2 separate regions of the Mus musculus genome follow, and region 2 is linked to region 1. Evidence: chromatin loops called from intact Hi-C (ENCODE). Cell type or tissue: gastrocnemius. All regions are shown on one strand. Links, peaks and the distances in the headings refer to the core of each region. The heading gives the core; the rest is flanking DNA.

Region 1 (10,661 bases), core at 919-8,918:
TCAATTAAAGTCATTTTTTAGGTGAAAAAAAAGGAAATGCAAAAAGCAAAAAGCTCTTAACCCCAAATATCCAGGAAATCCAGGACACAATGAGAAGACCAAACCTAAGGATAACAGGTATAGAAGAGAGCGAAGATTCCCAACTCAAAGGGCCAATTTCTTCACAAAATTATAGAAGAAAACTTCCCTAACCTAAAGAAAGAGATGCCCATGAACATACAAGAAGCCTACAGAACTCCAAATAGACTGGACCAGAAAAGAAATTCCTCCTGTCACATAATAATCAAAACACAAAAAGCACTAAACAAAGAAAGAATTTTAAAAGCAATAAGGGAAAAAGGTCAAGTAACATATAAAGGCAGACCTATCAGAATTACACCAGACTTCTCACTAGAGACTATGAAAGACAGAAGATCCTGGGCAGATGTCATATAGACCCTAAGAGAACACAAATGCCAGCCAAGGCTACTATACCCAGCAAAACTGTCAGTCACCATAGACAGAGAAACCAAGATATTCCATGACAAAACCAAATTTACACAATATCTTCCCACAAATCCAGCCCTACAAAGGATAATAGATGGAAAACACCAACAGAAGGAGTGAAACTACACCCTAGAAGAAGCAAGAAAGTAATCTTTCAACAAACCCACACAAACATAATTCCACCTCTTAACAAGAAAATTAACAGGAAGTAACAATCACTTTTCCTTAGTATCTCTTAATTTGAAAATTAATACCAATACATCCTAATCAATTGAAATTCAAAAATATGAGGAATTAGAAATTTGTCGGCTGCCATCCTGTGGTCTCTCTAATTTGGTAATGGGAGAAATGGGTCCAATATTGTACAATCCATATACACTTTCTGCTTGTTTGTACATGACAGTGTCTTGTTGTGTGCCACATAATGGTCTTGAAATCATGCTTCTATCTCAGCCTCTTTATTCATAGGATTGTTTATTTGATGTTTTTACACTATACTATGGTTTTCAGAATAGCTTACATATTTCAAAATTATTTATACAGCCAAAAGAAATGTAGACAATTAATTTGGGAGGTGGCTTGTAAGAGAACAGCAAGAGTGAGACTGAAGGCTTTGCTTGATATTTATAATTATTGTATCAATTTTGAAGAAGAGAACTTTATAAGTTACTCTTATTCTGAGATGAATGCTTTTCAAAATCATCACAGCCAATGAACCAGAACCTTACTCTCACCTAACGTCTGTGCCACCCTCCAAGCAGATCCATTGTTCACTGAAACAGTTAATGAATGACTTCATGGATAGACCATCTTAATACACACACCATTTCTTAAATGAATGTAACCTGTTCCCTGTGGTCTGAGAATGATGACAATCACTCAAGTCAAGTAGCTTTGACCGTAGCAGGAATTCTATATCCAAAAATCATGCCTACAATTCATTCCTTGGCACAACAGAACTGTCAACTCTTAGCTTATCTACTATGGAGGTAAAATCCTTTGGTGATGTGAGGGACATTCAAGTACAGCCTTATTACAATGAATTCCAATTCCAAAAACTGTTCTTATTTTGTGTTTGTACCACAGTAAGAGCCAAGATTTTAAGCTCTACTAAAAACAAAACAAACAAACAAAAATACTTTATTTATGTTCATTAAAAAACTAATAGTGATATATTGTTTTAAAATATCACACAGTTAATATATTTGGAGTTATTTAAAATTTTTATTGAGAAAAATGTACGTATTTTCAGTATTGCTGTAGACAAATATCTACATAAGACTGTTCAATTGATTGATGTTTTATATCAAAAAACTTTTATAATGTTCTATTTTATTGTTACAATATTTTATAAATATTAAAGAATATGATAAAAACCGAAAGGTATTGCAGGTTTGGGGGGGGGGTCTCTGGGAGGAGTTGGGGTACAAAAGGGAAAGAAGAATGTGATGTAAGTCTATTCCCTCAAAATATGTTTTTAAATGTTAACAAATTCAGATAAATTGAAATTATGTATCTCTTCTCATCATAATGCAATAAAACTTAAATCAAAGGAAAAAATAAAAATAAAAATGCCCTATATGCTGGATCTTATGGAGATAATTTTCTCAGGTGAGGTTTCCTCCTCTCATATGACTCTAGCTTGTGTGTCAAGTTGACATAAGACCAGACAGCACAGAGTGCCAGGAGAAATCTAAATAAATAAGCCTGACTGTTTTCCTAATTACTATACTAGTTCATTCTTTCTATCCCAGGATATAATTCTCAGTGACTTTCCATTTTCTATCAAACTTACTGAAATGAACATTCAGATTTAGCTTTTCTTTCTCTTACGATAAGCTCCTGAGGGGCTGGCGAGGTGAGATGGCTCAGTGGTTAGTAACATGTGCTGCTCTTCCAGAGGACTCGAGTTCAGTTCCTATCACCTACATAGGATGGTTCACAGCCACCTCTAACTCCAGCTCCAGGGGACTTGAATACTTCCTTTTCTGCCTGGCACCTGCTCCCATGGGCATGAGAGTATACATGGACACTTATTAATAAAAAATAAAAGCTGTTTATGGTTTGTTTACTTATTTCATGTGTATGGGTATTTTGTGTACGTATTTGTCCATGTCACATGCAATCCTGGTGCCCACCGTGGCCAGAAGGGGCTTCCAGTGATTTTAAACCACTGAGCCATTCCTCCAGCACATAAAGGCTTAAAAAAAAAAAACCAAAACAACAACAAAACAAAACAAAACAAAAAACTTCTACACCATGAAGAGTTGAATAAAGTGGTGTGCTTTTCTTTCATCAATCTGTCTTTCCATTAGAGCTCTAGCCAATGAATAGAAGGGGCTGCTTTCTCTCCCCCACAAGCCAGACTCTGAGTCTTAAAGGCTCTCCTCAGCGCGGGTGAGGAGGAGGGGTGCCTGTCTGGATGGCAGGGTGCAGCAGCCGCGTGGTTGACACTGATACTTCAGTGCATAATTTCTGTACTTCTGTTGTACCCAGCTGCACTGGTGTCTGCAAATGAATAAATCACTGGTGACAATGTCTGTGTTTGGGGAGTTTTCGGTAGATTGGATTTGTTATGCTTTGATATCAGTGAGTCATTCGTGCCAGTAAGAGGTACCGTTAAGATGGCTTTTCACGTTTTGTGCTGTCTATTGCTCCAAACAAATCTCCAAAGTGAGCGTGAGGGTTGTGGCAATGTGGTAAACACACAGACACAAATAAATGATATTTAAACTAGTAAATGAAAATATTTCTTGAATTTCGCAAGCCACTCATGTATACCACTGAGCCCAAGATGGAGGTTGTGGGAACACCACTACAATTACATCTGGCTAAGAAAAAGCATGGGGGACCAGACTTCTGACTAGCATCTGAAGTGGGGAGACACAGCTCACTTAAATTGTAGCATCCCCATTTGATGTTTGGAAGGCTGGAGAGTTACTTGTTGAGGACACAAGCAAGCAAGAGCGTGTGTGTGTGTGTGTGTGTGTGTGTGTGTGTGTGTGTGTGTGAGAGAGAGAGAGAGAGAGAGAGAGAGAGAGAGACAGACAGACAGACAGACAGACAGACAGACAGAGACAGACAGAGAAAGAGACAGAGAGGGGGGAGAGGGAGAGGGAGAGAAAAGAGTTCTGGAGATATCAGGGGAATGCCAGGGCCAAAAAGGGGGAGTGGGTGGGTAGGGGAGTGGGGGTGGGTGGGTATGGGGGACTTTTGGTATAGCATTGGAAATGTAAATGAGCTAAATACCTAATAAAAAATGAAAAAAAAGAGTTCTGGAAACAACTAGAATAGTAGTGGATAGGAACTTGGATTGTGAGCAGGGAGGGACCCTCCTACATGAGCATTTGTGAGATCTAGTATCTTTGTCTTTTGCCCTCTGGATTCCTGTAGCCTCCATTTTATCACACTTGCTTTCATGAAAGGCTGTAGGACAATTCTGGGGTTCCCCTCACTGTGTCAGTCAGAGCCTGAGGAGTTGCCGTCAGCCCTTCTGTAGCAGAGCATTCTGACTGATGGTGCCAGGAGCTCTTTTACACTCACTCTCACCTCCCAGTCTTGATTCTCAGCTTCTCACTTGGACTGATAGCCTCTGCTCTCCTCCTTGTACCCAAGTCTCAGCTATCATAATCCCAGCTTCCAGTCTCTGCCTCCTGCATTACCATGCTTCCGTCTTTCTCCCTCTCTTCCTTAGCTCAATGGCTATGCCTTGTGTTTGAGGTTCAAGACCCCTAAGAGACAGGTTTAGGGGGTTTTTGCCACTGGACAGCCTGTTTGCTCCCTGCCCCTGGGCCAGGTGGGTCCCTGTGGCTGAAGCTCTTTCTGGCACAGGGCATGGAAACTACACGAGGAGCCTCTCAGTAGCAGATGTGGAAGACCAGGTAAGCTAGGCTACCTAGGATGAAAGAGCAGGTCAAGCCAGGATGGTTTGAGAGCCCAGCATTCAGACATCCAGACCCACGTGGGGTCCTCACTCCTGTACGCAGCATGTGTCTACATGTGTGGTCTCTCTGCTGAGGGGGCTTTTTCTCCTCACCTCATCTGGAGGCAGCCTCCTTCTCCCTCCTCGGAGCGCTGGTTTCCTGACCTTACAACATCTTGCTCCAGCCGTTGTTTGGTTCTTTCCATTATGTGAGAGCTTGTACTGCTTCTCCTGATTGCAGGCAGAATCTCTAAATCCTTTGAACTGCATCGAAACCTTTCCAGGAGCCTTGGGAAGGCATGTGACTCCAAGGGGTATCGTGTCCACATTTGTGGTCAGGAAAACGCAACAAATGCGACTATCTCTCTGGGAAACACTAAGGGTCTGGGGCTCACATCACTTATCCTTGGCAAATCAAATTTACATACACTCAAGCACACATGTGGAATGAGAGATGCCCAACACGTTAAAATTTGTCTTGATAAATCAAAACCCAAGTATCTCCTGGCTGCTCTGGCTACAGGGCTTCCCTCCAGCGTGGAGTGAAGGCAGAAGATGTGCATCTCTGCAGAGTAGATTAGTGCTGCAGGCTCTAGACTAGGAGGGGTGGCTCTGCCTCCTCCCAAATTGCATAGTAGGTAGGCAGCTAGACCTGGCTGGCCTTGAACTCAGAGATCCACCTGCTTCTGCCTCCAGAGTCCCAGGATTAAAGGCATGTGCCATTGTCTTAGGGTTTGTATTGCTATGAAAAGACACCATAACCACAATTCTTATAAAGAAAAACATTTGTGGTGGTTTGAACATGCTTGGCTCAGGGAGTAGCAACTATTGGGAGGTGTGGCCTTGTTGGAGAAGGTGTGGCCTTGTTGGGGGAGAATGTCACTGCGGAGGCAGGACTTTGAGGTAATATATATGCTTAAGCTCTGCCCAGTGTAAGACATGATAGCCTTCTCCTGCCTGCCTGCCTTTGGATCAAGAGAGACCTTTTAGCTCCTTCTCCACCACTGGATGGATGCTGCCATGTTTCTCACCATGATGACCCTGGACTGAGCCTCTGAAACTATAAGCCAGCCCCAATTAAATGCTGTCTTTTATGAGTTTCTTGGCTGTAGTGTTTGTTCACAGCAATAAAACCCTAACTAAGACAACATTTAATTGGGGCTGCCTTATAGCTTCAGAGGTTCCGTTCATTATCCTCATGGCAGGAAACATGGCTGGCTGCAGAAACACATGGGGCTGGAGTGTTCTACATCTGATAGACAGGCATCGAGAGGAGACTGTGTGCCACACAAGGCTTAGCTTCATCATAGAAGACCTCAGAGCCAGCCTCCATAGTGACACACCTCCTCCAACAAGGCCACACCTCCTAATAGTGCTACTTTCTGTGGGCCAAGCATTCAAACACAAGAGTATACGGGGCCAAACCTATTCAAACCACCACAGCCACCCAGCTCAGTCTTTCCTTTCTTCTCCCTTCTCTCCTCTTCCTCCTTCCACTCCTCCTCTCTCCTGCCCATTTTCCAGTGCTGAGAATGGATTCCCAGTGAGGCAGGTGCCCTACCCCTGAGCCATCCTGTGTGTGCCTGTTTCCATGACACTAGAGGGTGCACTCCTGAAGGCCAAGCCCTGCCTCAGTGAGCCAGGCCTGGAATTCCAACCCTTGTGAGGTGGAGGCAGGAGGATCTGGAGTTTAAGGCCAGCCAGGAGCCTGAGCTAACATGAGACTGTGTCTCAAATTTTAATTAATTGATGGATAAAAAGTAAAAGAAAAGAACAAGCCCATTCTCTAGACCCTGTCCTGGGTCACACACTGTGAGTGAGTCCCAAGAGGTCAAGGGAGACATGCACAGATGAGAGGAAGCCAGAGGCGGTCATTTTTATTGGATGCCCAGTGAGGACTGAGGGAGATCACAGCCAGTTGCTTCACGGTGCTCAACAAGATAAAATGTAAAGACTATACATTTTTCACTAAGATCTCCCCTCCAAACCACTGAAGCACAGACTAGGTAGCAGTGGTGGGGCTTGTTGGCCACAGCACTGAAGAAAAGTAGCTGGGGAGGGGGCCTGAAGAGTCATGTAATCATTAAACAGTTGTGAACACCGCTGATCCAATTATGTTGTTCAGAGAAAGAGAGAAAGAAAGAGAGAAGAAAGGAAAGGATGAAAAATCTCAGTCAGTAAACTTCCATATAATTGGATCTTAGGGACGCTATCCCAGAAGGACGCAAAGTTTCTAAGCTGAGGACAACATACTTTCTGAGCTTTAAATGACTTCGGGGACTACATAGGTCCCAAAGAACTAAGTGGAATTTAAATTGACTTCTAAGGGCAATGTCCCAGCCTTTGCAGGTTGCACCCTGAGTACGGGGGGCAGGTGCTGGGGAGAGGTCCAGCCTGACCCTTTGGGAGTCACACGTTCTGAGCTCTCACTCCAGTTCTGCAGGCCCACTGCCTCTGTTTCTGATACAAGCACTCTCCACTCTTTGAGAAATCAGCTATTTTTGGTAAACATGTTCCCAAGCAAGGTAAGTGCAACTTTGATCAAAGCAATGGCAGACTTGTACAAGCAGAGTCAACACTTCAGATCAGCCTGTCTACAACAGAGGGGCCTGCGGCAGGGTGGCGGTATTCTAGAATCACACAGACCCATGGAGCTGCAGTAGTCCTTAGGCTCAGATCCGAGGAAAGAGTTGGCCAGAATCGCAGCAAGCAGTTCCTGAAACCATGTGCATTTTCTCAGTGGTAGAGCCCACATTCTGAAGATACCCATGAGCTGGATTTCTGAACTTGGTGCTGGTGACATCAAAGGAAATGTCTCCTTTACAAAACACAGATTTCTGGGGGGGGGGCATGAGGGCTGGACAAAGGAGAATGGAAAACCCAGCTGGCTACTGCCCTGCCCTGCCCAGTCCATATATCACACAGGCAGTGTGTTCTGTGTCCCGGGCTGTCTTTGGGACTATTCTCACTATCAGCCTTGTATTTGACTCCTGAATGGTGTTTTACCTCTAAGGGATACTTTCTATCTTTAAAACCTCAGAGGAAACAGATAGATTCTTGCTTATCTTCATGTTGACACCCAACCCTTCGTGGATGTTTGGAGGGGTGCTGTATGGAAGAGAGACTGGTTGTCCTGGGGGTGGGGTTTCAGATGACAGGGCCAGCTAGAGGCTACAAGAAGCACAGTTCAGTTCACTAGGACTCTGACAGGCAAGCCTGGGCTCCAGGCTTCTCAGGAATGTAGGAAGGAGAAACCACTGTCAGCAAGGAGACAGGTTGTTAAGTGTATCTAAGGCCTATTGTGATCACTGTGGTAACACAATATTTTACATTGATAGTACTGACATTGTTCAGGTAATTGTTCATTTTCACAACTAGTTCCTTACTGAAAACTTCAGCCCTCTAGGGTCAAGTACTGTGCCTTTTTCATTGCAATGTCCCCTAAACCTAGAATTATGTCCAGCTCATAGGCGATGTCCTGTAAGAGTCTGTTAACTCAGATTGAGTTACTATGGCCCTAACTTGGTGACAGTTACTGAGTCTACACACAACAGAACAGTGTGCCAGCCTGGCATAAGCACTGAGGAGACCCTGGATGAGCATCTGGGAAGTTCCTGTCATTTCAGTGACTGTGGCCATGAGTCCCTATGCTCGAGGTTGCAAACAAATGTTCATTATTGCTTTGAGGGCTCTGGTGGTATTGTTTGGTTTTGTTTTATCCTGGCCCAGAACAAAACCTAGGGTTGAGAGGAACTTAAAATTCTGAGGTGTTCATCAAGCTTCCCCAGAGTGACCAGGGCAGGCCTGGGCTCCCAGTGGAGAGACGTGTCAACGAGCTGGTCACTGTGGCATCAGTACGATCGCGCTGACTCCCAGAGCAATGCCAGTGTCCTAGAGCTGTTGCCCAGACTGCCATTGTCTCCAGGAAAGCACTGTTGTATTTTCCGAGTGGTTTCTGCTGGTTTTCATTTGAGTTGTCTACCTTTAGACTTTATTCTCTCCCTCTCTTTCTTTTTCTCCCTCTGTCTCTGTCTGTCTGTCTGTCTCTCTCTCTCCTGCGCATCTGTGTTATACATGTATGTTCAAATGTGTATGTGAACGTGTGTATGTGTGTATGTGTGTACGTGTGTGTGTGTGTGTGTGTGTGTGTGTGTGTGTGTAGGACAACAGTGAACACTGGGTGTCTTCCTCAATCACTCATTTATTTACTGAGTCAGGTTCTCCCAGGGAACCTGGGACATGATGATTTGACTAGCCTTGCTGGTCAGTGTGCCACAGGGATCCCATGTCTTTGCCTCTCAGGCCCTGGGAAGGTGTGCAGGCCATTATGAACATCTGGTTTTCTATCAAGGTGCTGAGTATCTGAACTTGATTCTCATGGTAGCACAGCAAGAACCCCATCCACTGGGCTATCCCCCTAACGCCCCCTCTCTCACACACACTTTGTTCTTTTAAAATGTGTGGCAGCATTTGAAAAGCTACTCACAGGAACAATTTCAGACTGGCGTGATGCTACCTTCCTTCGGAGGGGTCTGCATCTGCTTCTGCTGTGGATTTGAAAGCACTAAAGTCCTAGGATCACTGACTGAAAGCACTCACTAATGCCTGTACCCTCCCGAGTTACCTCAGTGCTGTGGTGCTGCCTGGGGTTCCATTGCAAAGGGGAGGGGTTTGCTTTGGATGGGTGCCCTGCACACTGGTCCTTGTGCATCAAGTCCTGTTCTTTCTCTCCACAAGGCTGCCAGTGGAGTACCAAGGTCTCTTGGACCCTTGTTTTTCCCAGAATCTTATCCAAATAACTTCTTCTTTCTCTCCAGTGCTTTATAGAGATGTTTTATACACTTTGCCGTTTTTTCTGAATTGTCCTCTGCAGGAGGGATAGTTCAGCTTAACTTGTTACTACATTAGAAAGTTAAATATCCCCCTACTGTGTATTTCCTAGAAGTGAACAATTCCATAGAGACTCCAAGATTGTCAAAGGTGCCTCTGGCTGCTTGGCAGGACAAGGCTTTGGCTTGGCTGCCCAGGAGCTTTGGGAGGAAGACAATGTTGATGCTGATTGCTGAGTTCCTGCAGGTTTCAAACCGAATGTACCATGGACAGATCCAATGAGACCGCCCCCCTGTCCGGCTTCATTCTCCTGGGCCTCTCTGCCCACCCAAAGCTGGAGAAAACCTTCTTCGTGCTCATCCTGATGATGTACCTGGTGATCCTGCTGGGCAACGGCGTCCTCATCCTGGTGAGCATCCTCGACTCCCACCTGCACACGCCCATGTACTTCTTCCTGGGGAACCTCTCCTTCCTGGACATCTGCTACACTACCTCCTCTGTCCCCCTCATTCTGGACAGCTTTCTGACTCCCAGGAAGACCATCTCCTTCTCGGGCTGTGCCGTGCAGATGTTTCTCTCCTTCGCCATGGGAGCCACGGAGTGTGTGCTCCTGAGTATGATGGCGTTTGATCGTTATGTGGCCATCTGCAACCCCCTTAGATATCCTGTGGTCATGAACAAGGCTGCCTATGTGCCCATGGCTGCCAGTTCCTGGGCAGGTGGTATCACTAATTCTGTAGTGCAGACATCTTTGGCAATGCGGCTGCCCTTCTGTGGGGACAATGTCATCAATCACTTCACCTGTGAGATCCTGGCAGTCCTGAAACTGGCCTGTGCTGACATCTCCATCAATGTCATCAGCATGGTTGTGGCCAACATGATCTTCTTGGCAGTCCCAGTCCTCTTCATCTTTGTCTCCTATGTCTTCATCCTTGTGACAATCCTGAGGATCCCCTCTGCTGAGGGGAGGAAGAAGGCCTTCTCCACCTGCTCTGCCCACCTCACCGTGGTACTTGTCTTCTATGGAACCATCCTCTTCATGTACGGGAAGCCCAAGTCCAAGGACCCACTGGGGGCAGACAAGCAGGACCTTGCAGACAAGCTCATCTCCCTCTTCTATGGAGTGGTGACCCCCATGCTAAACCCCATCATCTACAGCTTGAGAAACAAGGACGTGAGGGCTGCTGTGAGGAACCTGGTGGGCCAGAAACACCTAACTGAGTGACTGTCACAGTGCAGAACTTCCAACCTCTTCATTGTGTTTGTGAGGGAAGAGTGGTGCAATGAAGAGGAGCCACTTCCCCAAGGTCCAAGTAATGAACTCAGAACTAAGACTATAAACAAACTATCAACGTTCCTTAAGCACCAATGCTTCTAGTTAACAGGCTGGAAGGACAAGCCTTTACACCTTTGGAGAGAATGG
Region 2 (10,661 bases), core at 1,500-9,499, 76 kb before region 1:
GACTTTTCCACAGAGTACTATAGGCTTTCATTTGGTAAAGAAGGCCCTTTACTTCCAGGTAAATGCTCACAGTATCCATTCCTATATCCTTGTAGGCTTTTTTGTTATTTTCTAGTTGTTAACAGAGTCTTGCTAAGTAGCCCAGGCTGACCTTGACTTTAACCTTGCTGTGTTCCTTCCGTCTCTGTCTCCTGAGTGCTGGAATTACAGGACTGTGTCCCACACCTAAATTCCGCCACTCTTCCTATAGACTGACCTTAAGTCATCGCCTCTTTATTCCTCGAATTCTCTTTCTGTTTGTCTGTCTGTCTGTGTCTCTGTCTGTCTGTCTGTCTCTCTGTGTGTGCATGTTTATCTGTCTCTGTCTGTCTCTGTCTCTGAGTGTGTCCACGTGTGTGCACACACCTCTCTTGTAGAACAATTATTTGGTTGTTAGTTCCTTCCTGTTTGGGTTGATGTCAATATTCTGATTATCTCAGTTTACACATTATTTTAGTGACTCATAATGGATGCTCACTGCCATCTAGGGACAAAACTAGGAATGAGTAAAAGGCTTGAAAGAGGAAAAAGAATGAGTATGTTAACTGGGCATTGGTTTTTGTCAGAACTTCCTCACTCTCCTTCATGCACTGAGGAAACAAACGGCTCAATGACTTCTGGCAAGGATCTTGATATAGGACCAGAGACTGGTTATGAACACACAGGAAGAGAGCAATGCAGGAGACATTTATTAAGCATTTGCATTAGACATGGGAAAAGGTAAATATTACCAGATACTGAGCTATATGGTATATCAAAGTACAACTTAATGTAAAAATAGAGACAGGTAGAGGCAGGAGGATCCTGAGTCTGAGGCTAGCCTCAGCTTCACACTGAGACCCTGTTCCCTAGGAAGGAGGAAGGGAAGGAGGGAGGGAGAGGAGAGTGGCTACTCATGAACTATGGCTGAATGTTTGTAGAGAACCTGAGGAGCCAGTGAAGGGAAGACCCGACTTACAGCTTCTCCCTGGCCATTATTTCTTGGCCTGTGAGGTGAGTATCCATGAGCAAGTGTGAGACCGGGGGCTGGAGAGACAACTCAGTGGTTAACAGCACTTACTGTTCTTGTAGAGCACCCGCTTCAGTCAGCACCCACAGGGCAGTCATAGCCACCTGTGACTCCTGTAACTTCTGGGGGACCTGGTGCCCTCTGCTGGCCTCTATAGATAACTGCATTCATAGGGTACACATAAACTCACACAGAAACACATCAATAATTTTTAAGTCTTTAAAAACAATGTATAAGATCCAGAGTGTTCAATGAAATGACCATGAAAATTTGAGGAATTTCTTCTAGAATGAGGTAGGAGAATTACCTATTCATACAGAGCTCTTCTGAGCATTGAGATTTATTGTATAATCTTTAATAAAGATTATACAGGAGGGTCAGCCAGGTGGCTCACCAGGTAAGGGCACTGACCTCCAAACTTGTGTCTGATCCCTGGAACCCACGTGATGGAAAGTGAGATCCAACTCCCAGAAACTGTCCTCAGACCTCCATGCACATACTATTCTGTGCACCCCAATCAATAAATAGATAAATGTGATTTTAAAAAAAAACCACACAGCTTTTTAAGAGAAAAAAAAAAGATTATACAGGGAGACAAAGACCATGAAGGTCCATGCACCATCACCACTTGAAGTGTTTCTGGCCCACCAGGTTTGTCACAGCGGCCTTCACATCCTTGTTCCTCAGGCTGTAGATGATGGGGTTCAGCATGGGGGTCACCACTCCATAGAAGAGGGAGATGAGCTTGTCTGCAAGGTCCTGTTTGTCTGCCCCCAATGGGTCCTTGGATTTGGGCTTCCCGTACATGAACAGGATGGTCCCATAGAAGACAAGTACCACGGTGAGGTGGGCAGAGCAGGTGGAGAAGGCCTTCTTCCTCCCCTCGGCAGAGGGGATCCTCAGGATGGTGGAGAGTATGAAGATGTAGGAGACAAAGATGAAGAGGACAGGGACCCCCAAAAACATTGCATTAGCCACTGCCATGCTGATGACATTGATGGAGATGTCAGCACAGGCCAGTTTCAGGACTGCCAGGATCTCACATGTAAAGTGATTGATGACATTGTCCCCACAGAAGGGCAGTGTCATTGCTAAAGATATCTGCACTGTGGCAGTGATGCTTCCAGATACCCAGGAGCCGGCGGCCATGGGCACATAGGCAGCCTTGCTCATGACCACAGGATATCTAAGGGGGTTGCAGATGGCCACATAACGATCAAACGCCATCATGCCCAGGAGCACACACTCTGTGGCTCCCATGGCGAAGGAGAGAAACATCTGCACGGCACAGCCCGAGAAGGAGATGGTCTTCCTGGGGGTCAGGAAGCTGTCCAGAATGAGGGGGACGGAGGAGGTGGTGTAGCAGATGTCCAGGAAGGAGAGGTTCCCCAGGAAGAAGTACATGGGCGTGTGCAGGTGGGAGTCGAGGATGCTCACCAGGATGAGGACGACATTGCCCAGCAGGATCACCAGGTACATCAGCAGGATGAGCACGAAGAAGGTTTTCTCCAGCTTTGGGTGGGCGGAGAGACCCAGGAGGATGAAGCTGGACACAGGGGTGGTCTTGTTGGATCTCTCCATGTTTCCTCCTATGTTTCAGAAACTCAGAAGGTCACTTTCAGGCTTCTCTGATGCCTATAACGCCAAGGGAACCTGTGAGAAAGAACTCCTTGAGGAGCAATTGGCTCAGAGCTCTGATGATCTGTGGAAATCAGTCGTCCATATTGTTCTGAGTCAAAGGCAGGGACCCTGAACGAACAACACCTGCTTGGTGGTATCTAACCCTTGCAGAGATGTTTGAAATGTCACCTGAGTAAATTTAATTTTGTTCATCACATTTAAAACAGGTATCACACATTTAGCCGAGGTTGGGCCACTTGTGGGCAGTTTATTTGACTCAGCTGTGGCAAGGAATATTATATTTTACTTGAAAATTTCACCCAGGAATCCTCTGTTTGGTTGAAAACCCTGCTACTGTTTGTCCTCGATTCCTGTGCATCCCCCATGTGAGTAATTCTGTGGGCTGCCTTCTTCTTCTTTCCTTATGCGACTTCATGATGTACATGGTCCTGGGCCACTTGCTTGTCCATTAGTATATTCACACAAATACCAAGTTCTTCTGGAACGTGCATTAAAAGAACTGTCACTAACAATATGTCATTGGCCAGGGTATGGGAATTGCTAAGCCCCTCCTCCTCTGTGGAGACGCTCACCTCAGACCTCATTGTTACTGAGACACTCGTCCACATGAGGAATTCTGGATGCTGTGAATTGCTCTCTTTGGCTTCCGTACACATCCCTGCTCTGCTCTTTCCTCTCACTGTTGTATTCCCCATGGCACTTAACATGAGGAAGGAAGCCAGGAATGTGGCTGGCCCACAAGAGTTTCTTTATTCTTTTAAAAGTGTTCGCTTGGCAATGTCAGTTTGACTCCCCAGGATCTACATGGTAGCAAGAGAAAACTGACTCCCACAATCATCCTCTGACCTCCCTGAGCGTGCCTTGGTGTGCACACGCCCCCACACAAATACAAATGTAACTTTAAAAAGTGTTTCTTAAGGTCTAGGAAGCTAACTCAGTGGTAGAGTGCTTGCCTTTGGGCTTGGGCTACACACACACACACACACACACACACACACACACACACACAGACACACACACACACTGCTATCTTACCTTTTTGATAAGTATGCTGATAAAAATCACTTATTTAAGGTCTAGAAATAACCCTTCAGTCAGAAATAGCTCATCTGGCTTAGGCATCAGCCAAGGAGTGAGACCCTTAGCTCACGTTTTGTTTTCTTGTTTTGCTCTCTGTTTGGATAAATCCACAAAGGACCTTTGGAGACATACACAAAGCCATTTAAACCCCACTTTGCTTTTGGGATTAATCCAGTCCCTGACGTGATTTGAAGTTACAAAACTGAAGTGACAAAGTTAAGAAAGTTCCTGTCCTCCTGGGACCACATCCCCATGATCCAATTATTCTGAAATCCCTCCAGAAATACTTTGTTTCTGCCCGAGTTGTTGACAAGCACTGGAAAAGAAGGGTCATCCTGGCCCTGTTGCAATAGAGGCTGATAAGAACTCTCAGCACATACTAATCTGGGGAGATTGTGAGACCCACACACTGCAAAAGGGAAATCCTTGTGGCTTCAGATGCTTGGCTATTTGCAAATTCAAGAGCTCAGTACTTTACAGAAGCAAGACACCTCAAGGGTTCCTGAGAAATTGCAAGCTCCTGCCACAGTCCAGGCATAAAGGGCATTAGAAGGGCCATAAGTAAATCTGACCATGATTCTTGACACTTGCCGCCAAGGCTGCCAAACCTGATGACCTGGGTTTGAGCCCCAGGACTCACATGGTAGGAGAGAACTGAAGTCCTACAAGCCATCCCCTGATCTTACATGTGCCATACATGTGCAGTGACACAAACCTGGACCTATATACACATTAAATAAACACATGCAATTATAACTTAAGAAGAATAACAAATATATACTGTTTAAGAAAAAAATAAAAATCACATTATGTGTGCCTTACTCAGGATGAAAACTATAAACTAGAATTTTCCAGTACATGATGAAGCCTCCATCCTGCTCTGCCTCCCCACTCCAGGACTTTGGGAACGCCTCATCTCCCTCCTGAAATAGACTTCCTTCTATTTCTTTGAGAGTGATGACTACTGACTTTTGTAGAAGTTACTTCTGGGCAGAGTCCCATGATTCCCTGCCCGCCTGGGAGCCAGCAGCGCCCAGGTAGTATGAAGTGCTCTTTCCCAGTGCCATTAAAGCCCCGTGGTGGTTGATCTTAAGATTATCCAGTTGAATCTGGTCTGGTTAGGTGAGCAACCATATTTACTGAATGGAAAGGATTCTACATGCCAAAGTGCAACCAGGAGGAGCAGAGACTGGCCCTTGGAACCGTCATCAAAGACCACAGACTACCAACAAGAGAACCTGAGTTCTACCAAAAGTCTAAATGAGCTTGGAAGAGGCGTCTTGTCTTGTCTTGCCTTGCCTTGCCTTGCCTGCCTGCCTTCCTCCCTCCCTCCCTCTCTCTCTTTCCTCCTCCACCACCACCTCCTCCTCCTTCCTTTCTTTCTCTCTCTCTCTCTCTCTCTCTCTCTCTCTCTCTCTCTCTCTCTCCCTTTCTCTCTTTTGTCCCTTCTTTATTTCCTAGCCCTCACCACTCTTACTCAGACATCTCACTTATAGATGGGGATTGTTTTAAGCTGTTAACTTAGTGTCATTCGTATTGCAGCCAAGGGAGAGTAATAACACGTTCTTGATTCCTTTCATGGCTCTACCACCTGCAAAAAGATCAACGTAAATGAATTGTTCCATTGAGAAATGAAGTAAGAATTGCAAACTCAGCCTTCTACAAAAAGGGCACACTTGCTTCTGTGTGAGGGAAAACTCACACAGTAAATTCAGGGTTTTGCTAGCCCTTTCTGGGTAAACCAGGCAAGGTTGCAGAGTAACAAGGGACCAGACATGTGGTTGGGAAGAGCAGTAGAGGAGAGGCTCGTTTCATGTTTGCTGCTTCCCAGTGCTCTCTTCGATTCCCTCCTAGAAGTGATGAGGGCAGAGCACTGTGTGGGTAGAGTGGGACCCCAGCAAATCCATCAGTGGGCCAGAACGAGGGGAAGAGCTGAGTGAGCGGCATGCTTACAGTGAGAAGACTGGGGACTGGGCTGTCTGGGGCACTGTACTTCAAGTTGATCACCCCAGACAGCAGGCTCTGTAGAAGGCAGCAGGGTCTGGAGAACAGAGCCCCACAGAGACCTGTTTCTGGACTGCCAAGGCTGGTTTGCCTTTCCTGTGTGTCTGCTTTCAGAGTCCTACACCCTGGGTCATAGACTAGATTCCTGTCTTTTAACTATCTTCCCATTTAGTGCTTTACTCTTTCTTTTCTGGTGGAACACATTCTTGAATAGCTTCTTGAGAAAAGTATATTGAAGACCTTATATGTCTGAACGTATTTTACTCAATCTTTATAAATGGCTGATATTTTGGTGTTGTGTATTAGTCAGGGTTCTCCAGATAAACAGAACCAATGTGTGTGTGTGTGTGTGTGTGTGTGTGTGTGTGTGTGTGTGTGTGTGTGTGTGTGTTTGAAATATGGAACTAGCTCAGGTGATCATCTGATTATGAAGGCTGACAAGTCCCTGCTTGTGCCACGGAGCAGGCTGGACACTGGAGAACAACCTCTGATGCAGTTCACAAAGCTTAGAAAGAACTACCTTGTTTCTAAGAAATGTAGAGCCTCGGAAAGTACAGAATCAGGATTAATAAATGCTTGGTGCTATAATAGGAATCACCAGAGAGTACAGAACACACAATTACACATAGTGCACACTATCTATACCGATATAGATGAGTATGCTACTGGTTAATGTACTTATGCTGTAATGATTACTGTTATTTTAGAAGAGTAGTTTTAATTATAAAAATGTTTGCTATGGATAGTTTGTCAAATTCCAATAGCAGCAGCAGCAGCAGCATCCATCTCATGAAATCATGTCTCCTGGGTACATCATGTTCTCTTGCACATAAAAGTGGACTCTAAGTTGCTCATTAGGGCGTAAGGTTGAAATGGATGCACAACACAAGAAAAAGGAGAATCTGGGCATGCGGACACGAAAGGCTATGCGGACACGAAGGGCCACTGTTTTCTAATCTTAGAGCTAATTAGCAGAGTGAGACTGAAGTAATTAAAATTTACTTTATATATTTATTTGTTTTTATGAATTTATTTACTATTTATATATATTATTAGTTTATATTTATTTACTTTATTCATAGTAACATATTACTATATTATTATTATCATTCCTTTATTTACTTTACATCCCGAGCACAGTTTCACCTCCCTCTTTCTTTCCTGTCCTTCCCCCCCCCTCCTCCCCTCTCCCCATTCACTCCTCCTCTTTTTCTCATTTTGAAAAGGGGTGGCCTCCCATGGATGTCAACCAGCCCTGGCATATCAAGATGCAGTAAGACTAGATGTATGCTCTCCTATTAAGGTGAGATGAGGCAGCTCAGTAAGAGGAAAGGGTCCCAAAGACAGGAAATAGAGTTAGAGACAGTCCCTGCTCAAGAGGAGATGTCTTTACTGATAGAAACACTTTCCCCAGTGCCACTTTAGGCCAAAGCTTTACGTGTTTGAATTTTTAGTATTTCTTGTGCTTGAAGAAAGGATAAAGGACACATGCATTTTTTTTAAAAATTATATGTAAGTACACTGTAGCTGTCTTCATACACTCCAGAAGAGGGAGTCAGATCTCGTTATGGATGGTTGTGAGCCACCATGTGGTTGCTGGGATTTGAACTCCAGACCTTCAGAAGAGCAGTCGGGTGCTCTTACCCACTGAGCCATCTCACCAGCCCGACACACGCATTCTTATATTTTTGATTGTGAGCCCAGCTCTAAATGGCTGAGGTACAGTGGAAAAAAAGAAAACATCTTCAACAAATGGTGCTGGTCAAATTGGATGTCTGCATGTAGAAAAATGCAAATAGATTCACATCTATTACCCTGCATAAATCTCAAGTCCAAGTGGATCAAAGACCTCAACCAAATACAATAAATCTTATAGAATTGAAAGTGGGGGATTGTTTTGAAGTCATGGGTCTAGGAGACAATTTCCTGAACAAAACACCCATAGCTCAGGCACAATTGATAAACGGGACCTCAAGAAACTGAAAAGCTTCTGTAAGGCAAAGGACACTGTCACTAGGACAAAAATGGCAGTCTAGAGAATGGTAAAGATCTTCACCAACCCTGCATTTGACAGAGGGCTAATATCCAAAATATATAAAGAACTTACTTAAGAAGTTAGACACCAACAACTCAAATAACCCAATTTAAAAATGGGGTACAAAGCTAAATAGAATTCTCAGCAGAGCAATCTTTAATGGCCAAGAAACACTTAAAAACATGCTCAGTGTCCTTAGTCATCAGGGAAATGCAAATCAAAATTACTCTGATATTCTCTCTCTCTCTCTCTCTCTCTCTCTCTCTCTCTCTCTCTCTCTCTCTCTCTCCAACTCATTCTGTAGATCAGGCTGGCCTCGAACTCAGAAATCCACTTGCCTCTGCCTCCCAAGTGCTGGGATTAAAGGCATGTGCAACCACTGCCTGGATGAGATTCTCTCTTACAACAGTCAGAATAGCTACGATCAAAAACTCAAGTGACAGCAGATGCTGGTGAGGATGTGGAGCAAGGGGAGCGCTTCTTCAATGCTGGTGGGGTGCAAACTGGTACAACCACTCTGGAAAACATTTTTGGCTGTTTCTCAGAATTTTGGGAATAGTTTTACCTCAAGGCTATACCACTCTGGGGCATATACCCAAAAGATACTCCACCATACCACAAGGACACTTGCTCAATTATGTTCATAGCAGCTTTATTCATAATAGCCAGAAACTATAAACAACTCAGATATTCCTCAACTGAAAAATGGATAAAGAAAATTTGGTTTATTTACACAACAGAATACTACTCAGCTATTCAAAACAAGGACATCATGAAATTTGCAGACGAATGCATGGAACTAGAAAATAACATCCTGAGTGAGGTAACCCAGACCCAAAAGGACATGCATGGTATGTACTCACTGATAAGTTGATACTAGCCATAAAGTATAGGATACCCATTCTACAATCCACAGATCAAAAGAAGCCAAATAACAAGGGGGTCCTAAGGGAGAATGTTTGAATCTTATTCAGAGGGGAAATAAAATAGACATTGGAGATGGATGGAGGGAGGTGACTGGGTGGGGAGGGGATGGAGGGGTGAATGAGACAGAGGGTTCAAGAGAAGGGATGGGGGTTGGGAGGGTGACAGAAACCAGCAGTGGGCAGAGGAAGCATCTCAAGGATGTTCCAGAGACCTGGGATGGGGGAGGCCTCTGAGTGTCTATGTGGGTGATTCTAACTGAGACTCCTATCAGTGAGGAATATGGAGCCCGAAGTGGCCACCTTCTGTAGACAGGCAGGACTCCTAGTGGAGGGATAAGGACAGCAACGCACCCAGAAAATCTTCCACCCAAAATGTGTCCTGTGTACAAGATGTGCAGAGACAAAGATGAGCAAAAATGGAGGGAATGGCCAACCAATGACTGTCCCAACTTGAGAGACCTGTCTCATGGGCAAGAACCAATCTCTAACACTATTAATGACACTCTATTATACTTGCAGACAAGAGCCTAGCATAACTGTCATCTGAGAGACTCCACCCAGGAGCTGATGGAAACAGATGCAGAGATGCATGGCCAAACATTAGTTAGAGCTCAGGGTATCTTATAGAAGAGTTGGAGAAAGGATTGAGGGACCCAAAGGGAATAGGAATGCCTCAGGATGACAAATAGAGCCAACTAACCTGGACCCTTGAGGGCAACTAGAGACTGAACTACCAACCAAAGAGCAAGCATAGGCTGGACCTAAGCCCTTGGCACGTACATAGCAGATGTGCAGCTCGGTCTTCCTGTGAGTCCCTCAACAGCTAGAGTTGGGGAATATCCATGAATCTGTTGCCTGCCTGTGGATTCCTTTTCCCTAACTGGGCCACCTTGTCTGGCCTCAGTGGGAGAGGATGCGCCTAGTCCTGCAGTGACTTGATGTCACTTGATGACAGGGTGGGGTGATACTCAGGGGGCACGTCCTTCTTCTCAGAGGAGAAGGAGAGAGTGGAGGGGGAGGTGCTATGTGGGGGAACAGAAAGGATGGTGGCTGCGATTGAGATGTAAAGAGAATAAGTAGATAAATTATTGAAAAACACACAAATTCCTGAATAAGGCACCAGCTGACCACCCAGGGTCGGTCTATGATATAGCCACTTGTTAGATCAGGCAATGAGAGTGACTTTAGTGTTAGCCATTAACCCTTCATTTGACAGTCACCAAAACCTGGGCAGCTGCTCTCCCTCTGAGCACTACTGGGGCTTCTCAGGTCAGAACTATGTGACTGCTTGTCTGCAGTGGCATCTCCATGGACAACCATGGACACAGTCCACCACAGAGTAACACCACAACTGCTGTGTTGTCATTAAGAACATGAGGTCCTTAGCCCCATTACACTCTTAAGGAGCAGCTGTAATACATGCAGCACATTATTGTGCGGTACATGAATATGTATAGTTAGCTCAAATACAACATTTATGCATGTCATTCCATAATAGTCTAAATAATAAAAATAATTTACTTGTGAATGGTAGGTGTGAGTTATAATTTATAAATGCTGTATATTATCTCTCTATATTATATATTCTATCTGTAATTATGTAATTCTTTCCCTAGCTCTTTCCACCATGACAAGTTCTGACAACCTAAATAGCACCCTAGCATGCTGATTATGATTTCTAAATTACCATCCCTCAGTAAGGGAAACAAAGGGGTCTTAGAGAACATGGTTGTATTCAGGTCTGCAGAGGAAGTGTGACCGTCGAACAGGACACCCAAGCAAGCACCGAGAGCAGGAAAGCCATTGAAGAAGCTACCACAGACCTGCACTGTTTGGAGAGCCATATACCTGTAACTACACTTAAATAAAACCCCTCCATTTCTAGATCCAGTTACCAATTTATGGGAGAGAGAGACACACAGACAAC

What was found. A loop is a pair of places that touch in the nucleus more often than their neighbours do. Peaks named below come from ENCODE experiments on the same cell type or tissue, not always from the same donor. Only the 100,000 strongest peaks of a DNase experiment are listed, where the experiment ranks them.
Region 2: a loop joins it to region 1, with 9 times the contacts of the local background. A loop is called at or near these places in 13 of 42 quality-filtered maps.

What each region holds. Positions count from the first base shown.
Region 1 is chr4:43,844,808-43,855,468 of GRCm38, forward strand. It overlaps Olfr155 (olfactory receptor 155), which reads left to right and starts at 9,485. Exons shown (of 1, transcript NM_019473.1): 1 at 9,485-10,656. The coding sequence starts at 9,504. The coding sequence ends at 10,463. In gastrocnemius, for the core only: no CTCF peak of the experiment used is centred there; no DNase peak of the experiment used is centred there.
Region 2 is chr4:43,768,381-43,779,041 of GRCm38, forward strand. Olfr159 (olfactory receptor 159) reads right to left here and starts at 2,629. Exons shown (of 1, transcript NM_019476.1): 1 at 1,670-2,629. The coding sequence starts at 2,629. The coding sequence ends at 1,670. In gastrocnemius, for the core only: no CTCF peak of the experiment used is centred there; no DNase peak of the experiment used is centred there.